Regions from separate parts of the Homo sapiens genome. Here region 1 is linked to region 2. Evidence: read pairs that join two places in POLR2A ChIA-PET (ENCODE). Cell type or tissue: A673. All regions are shown on one strand. Each heading gives the region's core, and the rest is flanking DNA. Links, peaks and the distances in the headings are about the cores only. Region 1 has its middle 4.4 kb from the start of MGAT3. Region 2 overlaps GTPBP1 (GTP binding protein 1).

Region 1 (5,253 bases), core at 1-5,000, 730 kb after region 2:
TCTCCCTGGGCTCTCACCAGCCCTCATGCCCTACCGCCAGCGGTAGACACAGATGGGGCAACCCCCAAAATGCACACACAGAGGCCAGGGAGGGGTTGTCTGCAGTTTCCGTCCCTGCAACAGTACCGACTGGGCACCTACCATGTGCTAGGCTGAGCCAGATGCCGAGGAGACAGCAGCAGGAGACAGTGAGGAGACGGGCAAAATACACAAGAAATTTAATCAATGAGTCAATTACCTAGTATGCTGGAAAGAGAAATGTGCTATGGAAGAAAGAAGGGCAAGCAAAGGGACGGGGGGCTGCCCTGAGTTGTGGTGGTCCCAAAGACCCAGATCAGAGCCCAGGCTGGAAGTAGGAGGAGCTGTGGGTACCTGGGGCTGGAGCGTTCAGGCAGAGGGGACCGCCAGCACCAACGGAGCTAGTGTGCCAGTGGATGAGAGTAGAGGGGAGGAGGCCAGAGAGGTAACTGGCCGACAGGTCTCTGGCCTCCCTCTGAGTGGAGGCGGCAGCCACCGCACAATCTGCGCAGAGCAGGGAGGTGAGCTGACTTTGCCCACCAGTGGGGAGGCGGCTGCAAGAACACAGGCCAGGCAAGGGCAGTGGAAGGGGGAGGTGGAAGAGGTGCTCCTGGTGCCCACAGCCGTCTCTCCTGTGGGACAGGCCAGGATTTCCCACCCAGGGCCTGCTCCCTTTGAGAATCTGATAACAGCCATGGATGCTTCCCCCAAAACACGCATGTGCACGTGCACTCATATACACACACAGATGGGCAGGGGCACACACCCATGTACACATGCATGCACACATTTCTGCACATGTATACATGCACCCATGTTCACACACATGCACACGCTTCCACAGGTGTACATGCACCTGTGTTCACATGCATGCACACACTCACACATGCTCACAGTCACACACACCATGCTACTGGGAATTTTAGGAGATTGCTGGATCCCTTGACTCCCCCAAGTAATGGATCCCTATCTAATCCATTACCCCTACTCGGCAAGTGTAGAAAGTAAGGATGGTAGAGAAGGGACTTGTTCAATGCCACGCAAGCCTAGAGGGCTTGACCAGCAAGACTTGGCCCAGACACCCTACCTGGACCAGCAGGGGCCCCTCCCTTAGGGCCCTCTGTCCCCAGCACCAGCTAGGGGCTAGGGGAAACTTCTCTCATCCTAGTTGCCCAAGAGCTCACAGCAAGGCCAGGTGAGGAGCCCAGGATAGCAGACAGGAAGTGCTCAGGTCCCAAGAAAGGGAGTGAGAGGAGACTCTGGAGAGGTGGCATTTGAGCTGAGCTCTTTGGGCTGGGCTGGGAAGGGCACTCCAGGCAGAACCCAGTAGCAGTAAAGGCCTTGAGGTGAGAATTCTCCAAATGGAGGCAAGCAGGGCTCCTGGAAACCAGAAGCCCTTCAGGGGCCTTTGAGGGGAGGAGACACCTGGGCTGGGTCTTTAAGGATGAGTAGGAGTTTTTCCAAAAAGGCGTTTTGGGCAGAACACAGATATGCCAGGTACAGAGATTTTAAAAAGCCAGAGAACTGGCCAGGTGCGGTGGCTCACACCTGTAATCCCAGCACTTTGGGAGGCCGAGGCTGGTGGATCACAAGGTCAAGAGATCAAGACCGGCCAGGCACGGTGGCTCACACCTGTAATCCACACTTTGGGAGGCCAAGGCAGGCAGATCACGAGGTCAGGAGATCGAGACCATCCTGGCTAACCCGTTGAAACCCCGTCTCTACTAAAAATACAAAAAATTAGCCGGGTGTGGTGGCGGGCGCCTGTAGTCCCAGCTACTTGGGAGGCTGAGGCAGGAGAATGGTGTGAACCCGGGAGGCGGAGCTTGCAGTGAGCCGAGATTGTACCACTGCACTCCAGCCTGGGCAACAGAGTGACTCCGTCTCAAGAAAAAAAAAAAAAAAAAAGAGATCAAGACCATCCTGGCCAACTTGGTGAAACCCTGTCTCTACTAAAAATACAAAAAATTTGCTGGGCATTGTGGTGCACACGTGTCTTCCCACCTACTCGGGAGGCTGAGTCAGAAGAATCGCTTGAACCCGGGAGGCGGAGGTTGCAGTGAGCCAAGATCACACCATTGCACCCCAGCGTGGTGACAGAGTGAGACTCCGTCTCAAAAAAAAAAAAAAAAAAAAAAGGCAGAGAAATTGCAAGCATTTCAGAGGGCTGCCAGTGGATGGGACAAGCTCAGCTGAATGGAGTGTATGTGGGGGAGGGTAGAAAGGGGACAGATCTGACTTCACCTGGCCAGTGTTGGGGAAGGAAGTCGCCAACAGAAGAACAATGAGTTTCACAAATTTGGAAAGGAGAGCTTTATTTCTCATAAAGGGTTGCAGCCTGCAGGGCAGCCATTCTGACAGGCTGGGAAGCATAGCTTCCAGCCAGAAGCCAGGAACACATGCTTCAAGGGAGGGGCAAAGGGAACAGGAATTTATACAGAGCAGGGTGGCTGAATATACATATTTAATAAGCTATAGGGGGAGTCATGAATATTGATGTAAGGAGAAACAGGGACCTGTGCAATTAAGCTTCATGCCCCTTAGTGAGTCACACATGCAAAAAAATGGTGGCGTTAGTGTGATCGCAGGGTGTTTTTCAGCCCTCTGATGTCAAAAGGTGAAGCACAGGACCCTACTGTGTGCCAGGCCTCTGTGAATGCGGGAGGGGAAAAGAGTGACAGGGGCTATGTGGGAGGAAGGAATTGGGGGCTGTGTCCCCTTCTGGCCAGCTCTCAGGCAGGCTCCTGGCACCACAGGGCCTGAGCTGGGAGGGTAGAGGGTGGAGGGTGGGGCCTGGTGTGCCTGGCTGTGCCCGGCTGTGCCCAGGGCTGGCTGTGTGCGACTGAGCAAGTCACTTATCTCTGACGAACACCTTCACTGGGCGTCCACTTTAGACTGTCTGGACAATGGTTTCTTATCAGGAAGGGATGATGGTCAGTTATTGTGTCAAAACTGCAAAAGAGGGATAGCATCGGACAGCTGGTTGGTATCAGTGGTGAAGTCTTTCAAAAGGGCTGGTTTCTGGCTAGCCCTAACCGTCAGCAGGCTTTCTTCCCTAAGGAAGGGGTTCAGGAGGGGCTGTATCGAGGAGTGTCTGACCTCCCATTCTGTTGTAGCCAAGCACTCAGCTTTCAAGGTTTCTCTGGGGTTCCCTTGGCCAAGACGGGGGGCTGTTGGGGGGCTTGGGATTTCATTTTAATTTCTCAAAGGACCCTTTATCAAACACCTTCGGTGCTGCCCAGCACCACCTTGTCACACATCCCACCTCCCTCACCCTCCCCACACGCTGTCAGGTGGCCACCTTTATGCCCACTCTGCAGACCAATGGGCCTAGGCTTTGAGTGTGGAGCCCTGGCGCAGCTCGGAGGGCCCCGACCGGAGCCAGCTCACTCTGCCCACTGCACCGCCATGCTCCCTGACCACCTGGAGCCTTGGCAGGGCTGGGGCTTGATGGCTTGGTTCTCTCTTTCTTTCTTTCTTTCTTTTTCTTTTTCTTTTTTGATAGGGTCTCACTCTGTTGCTCAGGCTGGAGTGTAGCGGTGCGGTCCTAGCTCGCTGCAACCTCCACCTCCCGAGTTCAAGGGATTCTTGTGCCTCAGCCTTCCCAGTAGCTGGGACTACAGGCATGTGCTACCACGGCCGGCTAATTTTTGTATTTTTAGTAGAGATGGGGTTTCACCATGTTGGCCAAGCTGGTCTCAAACTCCTGGCCTCAAGTAATCCGCCTACCTTGGCCTCTCAAAGTGCTGGGATTACAGGCGTGAGCCATTGCGCCTGGCCTGTGGCTTGGTTTTCATGGCATGGGTGAGGAGCCTCCCCACCTGGAGACCCAGGGCCAGGAGTGAGATGCCCCAGGGAGGTGGAATGCGGCTCCCACAGGCCAGGCAGCAGCTGCTGAAAGGGTAACAGACCTAGCAATTGTTCCCAGAGCCAAAAAGGCCTGGGTGAAAGGGGACAGCAGGGCTGTAAGGAGACACCGCCTGAGATTGGCTAATCTTGTATCTGGGCTTTTCCCACCTCCAGCTCCCACAGCCTCCTTGTCAGGCAGCTCAGCCCCTAGAGGAGCAGTGGGGCAAGAGGGCCACCAACCACCCTCCCCCATATCACCATGGAGCTTGGAGCCCCAGCCTCCCCCACGTCATCGTGGGGCCTGGAGGACGGCTGGGAGAGGATGGAGAGAACCAGATTCCATTGATGTCAATGCGATGTCAGGGCAGTGATTCGTCCCATTCTGCAGATGAAGATACTGAGGCTTAGGGATTGAAATGACTGGAACACTTGGCGAGCTGGCATAGAACCCAGGTCTTAAGCTCCCTGGGATTCAGCTTCTCCACCTGCTGAGCACCTCCGTGCCTACTGTGTGCCAGGCCTCTGTGAATGTGGGAGGGGAAAAGAGTGACAGGGGCCATGTGGGAGGAAGGAATTGGGGGATGTTTACCCTTCTGGCCAGCTCTCTGGGAGGGAGGCTTCTGGCACCACAGGGCCTGAGCTGGGAGGGTGGAGGGTGGGGCCTGGTGTGCCCAGCTGTGGCTGTGTGACCGAGCAAGTTACTTATCTCTGACAGGCTGGGCGTGGGGAAGATGTACTTGCCACACAGCGCCCAACACACTGAGTGCCGCATTGAGGACATGGAGGCGGACTTTGGTATGAACCCAACAAGGCTGACTCCACTTCGGCCTCCCAAGAAGCTTGGGAATCTGGAAAGGTCAGGAGAACAAAGACCCAAGCTGGGGGAAGATGGAGAGCAAGCAAGTCCCCTGACCCTGGCCAGCTCTGGGCAGGGCAGCTTCCCTGGGGAGTGGGGCGTGTCTTTACTTCTCACTGGGCCTCAAGGGCAGGGGCTGGGGCTTGGGCAGGTCCTCCTCCCCTTTGCCAGGAGCAATGGAAATGGAGGAATGTGATTATTTTGTGCCTGCCTTCGTGCTTGGGGGCCAATGTCAAGGTTTTCTTGATGCTCAGAACGAGTTCAATGGAGAATCCAGACTTGAAACAGCACTTCTTTCATGGGCTGAGGGACGCCCAGAGTTGCTGCTGAAGGCTCAGGGAGGGAGAGAAGGTTCTGGGGAAGGAAAGTGTCTGTGAGGCGGTCCCTTCCAGAGGGGAATGAGTCCCAGGCAGGGAGAGCTGTGGCATGGGGAATTGGGGGAGGGGGACACATTTGAGCAGAAATTGAAGGTTCTTTGGGGGCCGGAGAAGAAGGGGCAGAGAGGGTTGAACAGCCAGGCTGGGGAGAGG
Region 2 (5,476 bases), core at 306-5,305:
GAAGATGTGATCTAAGAATTGCCTTCTACAGAGGCGAATTATATTCTGTAGAAACTAGCTAGCCACCAAGATGTTACCAATAAAGGATTCCTTATACTAGCAACTAACCATGTTTAAAAGGCCTTAGCCATTTAGAGTAATATTTATGAGTACAAGCATAATTGGTTCCTTGCCTTCTACAGATAATCATCTATAAAATGATAAAAGCAGGCTTCAACTGTGTTTCTTCTCTGGGGTGAGAAGGTGCAGATACACATGGGTGATCTACTGATTTACCTTCTGAAAGTACTCTTTGGAAGCAGCTGGATTTGGCTTGATTGTAGGAGAATCCAGTGTCCAGTTTGCTGGGCAGACTTCTCCATGGGTTTCTACATACTGGAACGCCTTCACCAAGTGGAGGGTTTCTTCCACGCTTCGGCCCACTGGGAGGTCATTGACGCTCAAGTGCTTGATGACTCCATTGGGGTCAGTTATGAAGAGACCTCTTAGTGCAAGACCAGAACCTTCTAACAGCACACCGTAGTCTCAGGAAGTTTGCTCAAATCTGACAAGAGTGGGATGTTCATGTGGTCCAAACCACCATTATTTCTTGGTGTATTTATCCAGGCAAGATGACTAAAGTGGGAATCCACTGAGACCACAACTTCACAGTTCACATCATGAAATTCCTTAGCTTTGTCACTAAAAGCAACAGTTTCTGTAGGACCACGAAGGTGAAATCCAAAGGATAGAAGAAAAGCACCAAATTATTTCCCCTTAAAGTCATCAAGGCTTAGGTCTTTGAACTCTCCATTGACAATGGCTGTACCCTTAAAATAGGGTGCATGCTGGGCGACAGCAGGTGCATGGTATGAGGAGCTGGTGCTAAAGAATTTTGCTTGACTGGAACCAGACCATAATATGTTTGTCAAGCTCGTTCTTCCAGAAGCAGCAAGCTTGAGGGCTGCAGTGGCAGAAATGCCCCAAGGAATGGCACTCACATGTCGGGCAGCCGATGCTCAGAGTAGCCTTCCCACAGCAGCTACCATCTTCAGTGCACGCGGGCGAAACTTCCTTTGTCTTGTACTTAGGTCTTGGCCTGAATTTCCATCAGCCCAGAATCTTCTGCTACTTCCTCCCCTATTTAGTTCTTGGTCTGAACACAGCCTAGAATTATCCTCTTCCTTGTTCCTTCTGGTTCCAAATGCAGAAATCTTGAGATCCTGAATCTGGCACCTCTTTTCAGGTGACCCCAGGCAGAAGGAGTTGGGCTCTACCAGCTAAGCTGGATATATACGGGGAAGTTTGGACAGAGGGTCTGATTACCTTTTGCCACCAAAGCTTTGACACAGGGTTGCAGGACTAAGCCTTCATGCCTTTCTCCCTCACTGCTAAAGATTGTAGAAAAGTATCCCTTTGGGAAGCCTCATAATAAGGGTCTCTGTAGACTTCTAAATGTCTAAGAGATCCTTTTTGTTGGATGAGATTTTTTTCCAGGAAGTAGTGCATTCTGAGAACTGAAGTGTGAAGTGAATTGTTTTTCTTGGGGACCCTCAAGTCACATGCTTACAGGAGGCAGGTCGTCTAGACACAAGAGAAATCTGCCAGGTTTCAGACGCAGAACCCTAGAAAAGAGGCCCCATCTGTGCTTTTCTTACTCTAGCAGCACCCAAAGTTTTGATCCTCCTTTTTGCTTCTCCAGGCATTGTGGCATTTAACACTGGTCCATCTATCTGTCTGTCTCCTGCTTGCATCAGTAATGAGTGGACCCATCTTGCTCTTAAAGCCTGGCCAAAGAGAAGGCTGTGTCCCCCTAATTCTGTTCCATTGCACCCTTTAAGAAACCCTGAAGCTGTTACAGCGCCTGCTGAAGTCACCAGGCTGCCGGAAGATCCCCGTGCTGGTGCAGAGCAAAGATGATGTGATTGTCACAGCCTCCAACTTCAGCTCTGAAAGGTAACGCGTGGGGAGCGCACACTTCAGACAGGCACCCTTGCAGGCAGGACCACAGTGAGTGATGGGCCTGGAATGGCTGTCAGTTTGGGCATAAGGTCTCATGAAAACACCACATCAACACCTCTCCCTATTCAGAGATCGGAGGAAATAGAAGCTTCCAATCTTAGCGCAGGGTCTCCCAAGCCAGCATTGTTGCCCAGGGGTAATATCACGTAACCCAGATTGTGAGGTGCTGGCATTCCTGGGGTTGGCATCCCGGCTGAGACTTCAGTGTCCTTATCTGTGAAATGGGAATAACATTCCCTTCCCTGTAGGGCTCCCGTGAATGTTGGAAATGAAGTATGTAGAGCACTTAATGCCCTGCCTGGCTGATGGATGGTAAATACACAGCCATTTTTGTAACTCAGTTTTTTATACTGTTGTTCCTCAAAAGCTCACTAATCAGATCAGTTTTGGCATTTACTCATTAATGTATTCTTTCATTCCATAAATATTTATTGGATGTTTGTTCTGCGAGACTCTTCATCTAGATGTTGAGGATTCAGAGTTGAATTGAACACAATCCTTGTCCTCAAGGTGTTCAGCTCCTTGGTGAGAGATGCTCTCTCGATAATGGTGAACTCTACTAACTCTGCCTGTTTGCCCAGAGCTTGGTCTATAGCGCCAGGCCCAGAGCAGCCTGGCTTTTTGCCTATGCCTCTGCCCTGATGTGATCTTCAGTACCATCAGTTAGCCTGCAGAGGGGGCACATTTCAGACAGCCCCATTTGAGCTTGTTGATATTCTTGAGTGCCTATTCTGTGCAGGCACTATTCTAGGAGCTGTGGGGAATGTGTAATTCGTGATCTCAAGGATTTTAATTCAGTCACCCTGAATAGGAGCAATAGAGGCCATTTACAGGACTCTGATGAAAAATCAGATGCAGTCATGTGTAATAGAGAAAAAGCTCTCCAGGAACTCAGAGGAGTCAAGAGTGTCCACCCAGGAAGGATTTCATGGAAGAAGTGGTATTTGAGATGAGCTCTGAAGGGTGAGAGGGCCTGGTAGTTGCATAAAAGGGAAAGAATTCAGGAAGGAAGGTCAGAGTGAGCAAATCCACAAGGGCAGAAAAGTTCCAAAGTTTTAGGAGAAGGGAGAGTTCTCTGGTGTGGCTGGAATATAGGAATTTGCGAGAAGTGAATCTGCAGAGATGGCTACAAGCCCAAGCCAAAGGGCTGTGAGTGTTGGGAGAGGGATTTGGGGTATCTTCTCTGTGGTGGAAAGGCGGTTAAGGATTTTAAGCAAGCATGCGTGTGTTTTAGGAAGAAGCAGTCATGAGGTTCCAAACTAGGGCAGTGGTGGAGGACAGAGAGGAGAGGACAGGTGTCAGAGACAGAACTGAGTGAGAGAAGAAGGCCTCAGAGTAGGGCTGGCCAGGAGCTTGCTAGGTCAGGGCAAAGAGGTCAAGCCCTTGGAGGCAGGTGAGGGAGAGGTGGAGTCATGAATAGTGGCATCTGCTCCTCGAGCCCTGTTGCTGCCCCTGGTCTGTGTCAGGGCAGGACCTGGTCTCCTGAGTGCCTCTCTCCTTTTTTCCTTCCTCTTCTCCCTCTGCTTAGGATGTGCCCGATATTCCAGATCTCCAACGTTACAGGCGAGAACCTAGATCTGCTGAAGATGTTCCTCAACCTCCTCTCCCCCCGCACCAGCTACAGGGAGGAGGAGCCTGCTGAGTTTCAGATTGATGACACCTACTCCGTCCCGGTAAGTGGCTCTGGGCGGGTAGCTGGGTGGGCACTTCCTACAGTGGCATCAGGGGGTGGGTCTGTGCTGGGGATGCACTTATGAGGCCAGGGTCTTCTCCTTGGCAGGGTGTGGGGACAGTGGTTTCGGGGACAACACTGAGAGGCCTGATCAAGCTGAATGACACGCTGCTGCTGGGCCCAGACCCCTTGGGTAACTTCCTGTCCATTGCTGTCAAATCCATCCATCGCAAGCGCATGCCTGTCAAGGAGGTGCGGGGTGGCCAGACAGCATCCTTTGCGCTGAAGAAGGTGAGTAGCGATGATACTGAACGCTCCCCTCAGACTCCATCATGCTAGGCTCTTGGCCAGATGCCCTGCTCACCCACTCTAGTCCTCATGGCTGCTCTGCAAGGTCGGGATTACTGGCTTCATTTTTACAGATGAGGAAACTGAGGCTCAGAGCCCAGGGACTTGCCCAAGACACACAGCTTGTAAGTGCTAGAGCGAGGAATGCCTCCTTCTAAGCTCCGTTCCTCCCTCTGGTGCCTGAGCAGGGTGGCCTGAGCTCAGTGGTGAGGTCAAATAGGAGTATCCCTGCTGTGCAAGGATCCTTCTACATAGGACCATTGGGATCTGCGCCACATCCTCTTCCCATTCAGCCTTCTATCTCCTGGGGTTTGGGGTGGGTTGTAGTTCAGGGGTCACCTACCTTTACCCACCAACTAAATTAACCAGGAATAGTAGGACTTTCTTCCCCACAGTGGTCAGGTCATGCCCACCTGTTGTTCCCCCTGAATGCTTGCCTGCCTTTGCTTCCTCATGCGTCCTTCATGGCCGAGCAGCTGAAGTGCTGATTCCCGCATGAAGCCTTCCTGACCCCCAGTAGTAGTGTTGAGTCTTCCCATGGAGCACTGAGGGTGCTCGTGCTGTCCACCCTAGAAGGCCTGTGGTCCAGTTGGTGAGGAAACCAGGCAGAGTTGGGGTGGTCCCTATCCCTAGAAAGACTCTTGGTCCCTGGGACCAGGGGTGAAACCAGAAGGCATAATTGTCCCTGAGGGCTGGGGCTCCCTCTTTCTTTCAGATCAAGCGCTCGTCCATCCGGAAGGGCATGGTGATGGTTTCCCCACGTTTGAATCCCCAAGCCTCCTGGGAGTTTGAGGCCGAGATTCTCGTCCTCCACCACCCCACCACAATTAGCCCGCGCTACCAGGCCATGGGTAGGTGTCTAAGGCCCTGCCAGCCCAGGAGGCCGTCGTGTTAGCTCCCCTCAGAAGGTGTTCCAGCAACCCAGGCCCCCTAGTTCCAGCTGCAGCTGGGTGGTAGGCCTCCTTCCTGTTTAGTGATGCCGTTCCTTCTGTTCTACCCATGAGCCGCAGTGTTGATTCCTTCCCACAAACACTGAGGGCTGGGCTCTTGAGACCCAGACCTGTCCTCAGGGACCTCACATGCAATCCTTCAGCAAGGTCTGCTGAACGCTGCTATGTGCCCAGCGGTGTTGCTAAGGTGCTGGGAACAAAGATGAAGTAGATGGGCAAGGATCCTTCCCCGCAGAAGCCCACAGTCCAGCGAGGAGGTGCATGTGCAGTGTGCTGTAATCCCAGGAACTGGGACCCTTGTCTGCCCAGGGCCTGGGGGTGGGGGATGACGGGTGGGCATTAGCTGGAGGAAAAGGTGGGAGATGGTAAGGCAGGATCAGAGCCAAGAACAGGCTTCACGGGGGTCTGTAGCCCCAGAGATAAGCCCCCACCCTTCCACAGCTTAAGCGTATTTCATGCTTTCACTCACTGCCTCCCGTTGTCCTGAAGCCACCAGGTGGCTCCA

What was found. ChIA-PET counts read pairs that join two places held together with the same protein. Peaks named below come from ENCODE experiments on the same cell type or tissue, not always from the same donor. Only the 100,000 strongest peaks of a DNase experiment are listed, where the experiment ranks them.
Region 1: POLR2A ChIA-PET joins it to region 2 with 15 read pairs; 1 of 35 experiments calls an interaction of 5 or more read pairs at or near these places.

Annotation. Positions count from the first base shown.
Region 1 is chr22:39,449,947-39,455,199 of GRCh38, forward strand. No RefSeq gene overlaps it. Among named protein-coding and RNA genes, the nearest start is that of MGAT3, 4.4 kb to the right of the region's middle. RefSeq lists an enhancer at 1-14 and a cis regulatory region at 2,622-3,170. In A673, for the core only: no CTCF peak of the experiment used is centred there; a DNase peak (open chromatin) is centred at 2,495.
Region 2 is chr22:38,722,477-38,727,952 of GRCh38, forward strand. GTPBP1 (GTP binding protein 1) reads left to right here. Exons shown (of 12, transcript NM_004286.5): 6 at 1,821-1,935; 7 at 3,530-3,674; 8 at 3,782-3,964; 9 at 4,737-4,872. It also overlaps the pseudogene PRDX3P1. Among named protein-coding and RNA genes, the nearest start is that of GTPBP1, 19 kb to the left of the region's middle. In A673, for the core only: a CTCF peak has its summit at 2,684 (motif pointing right); a DNase peak (open chromatin) is centred at 2,675.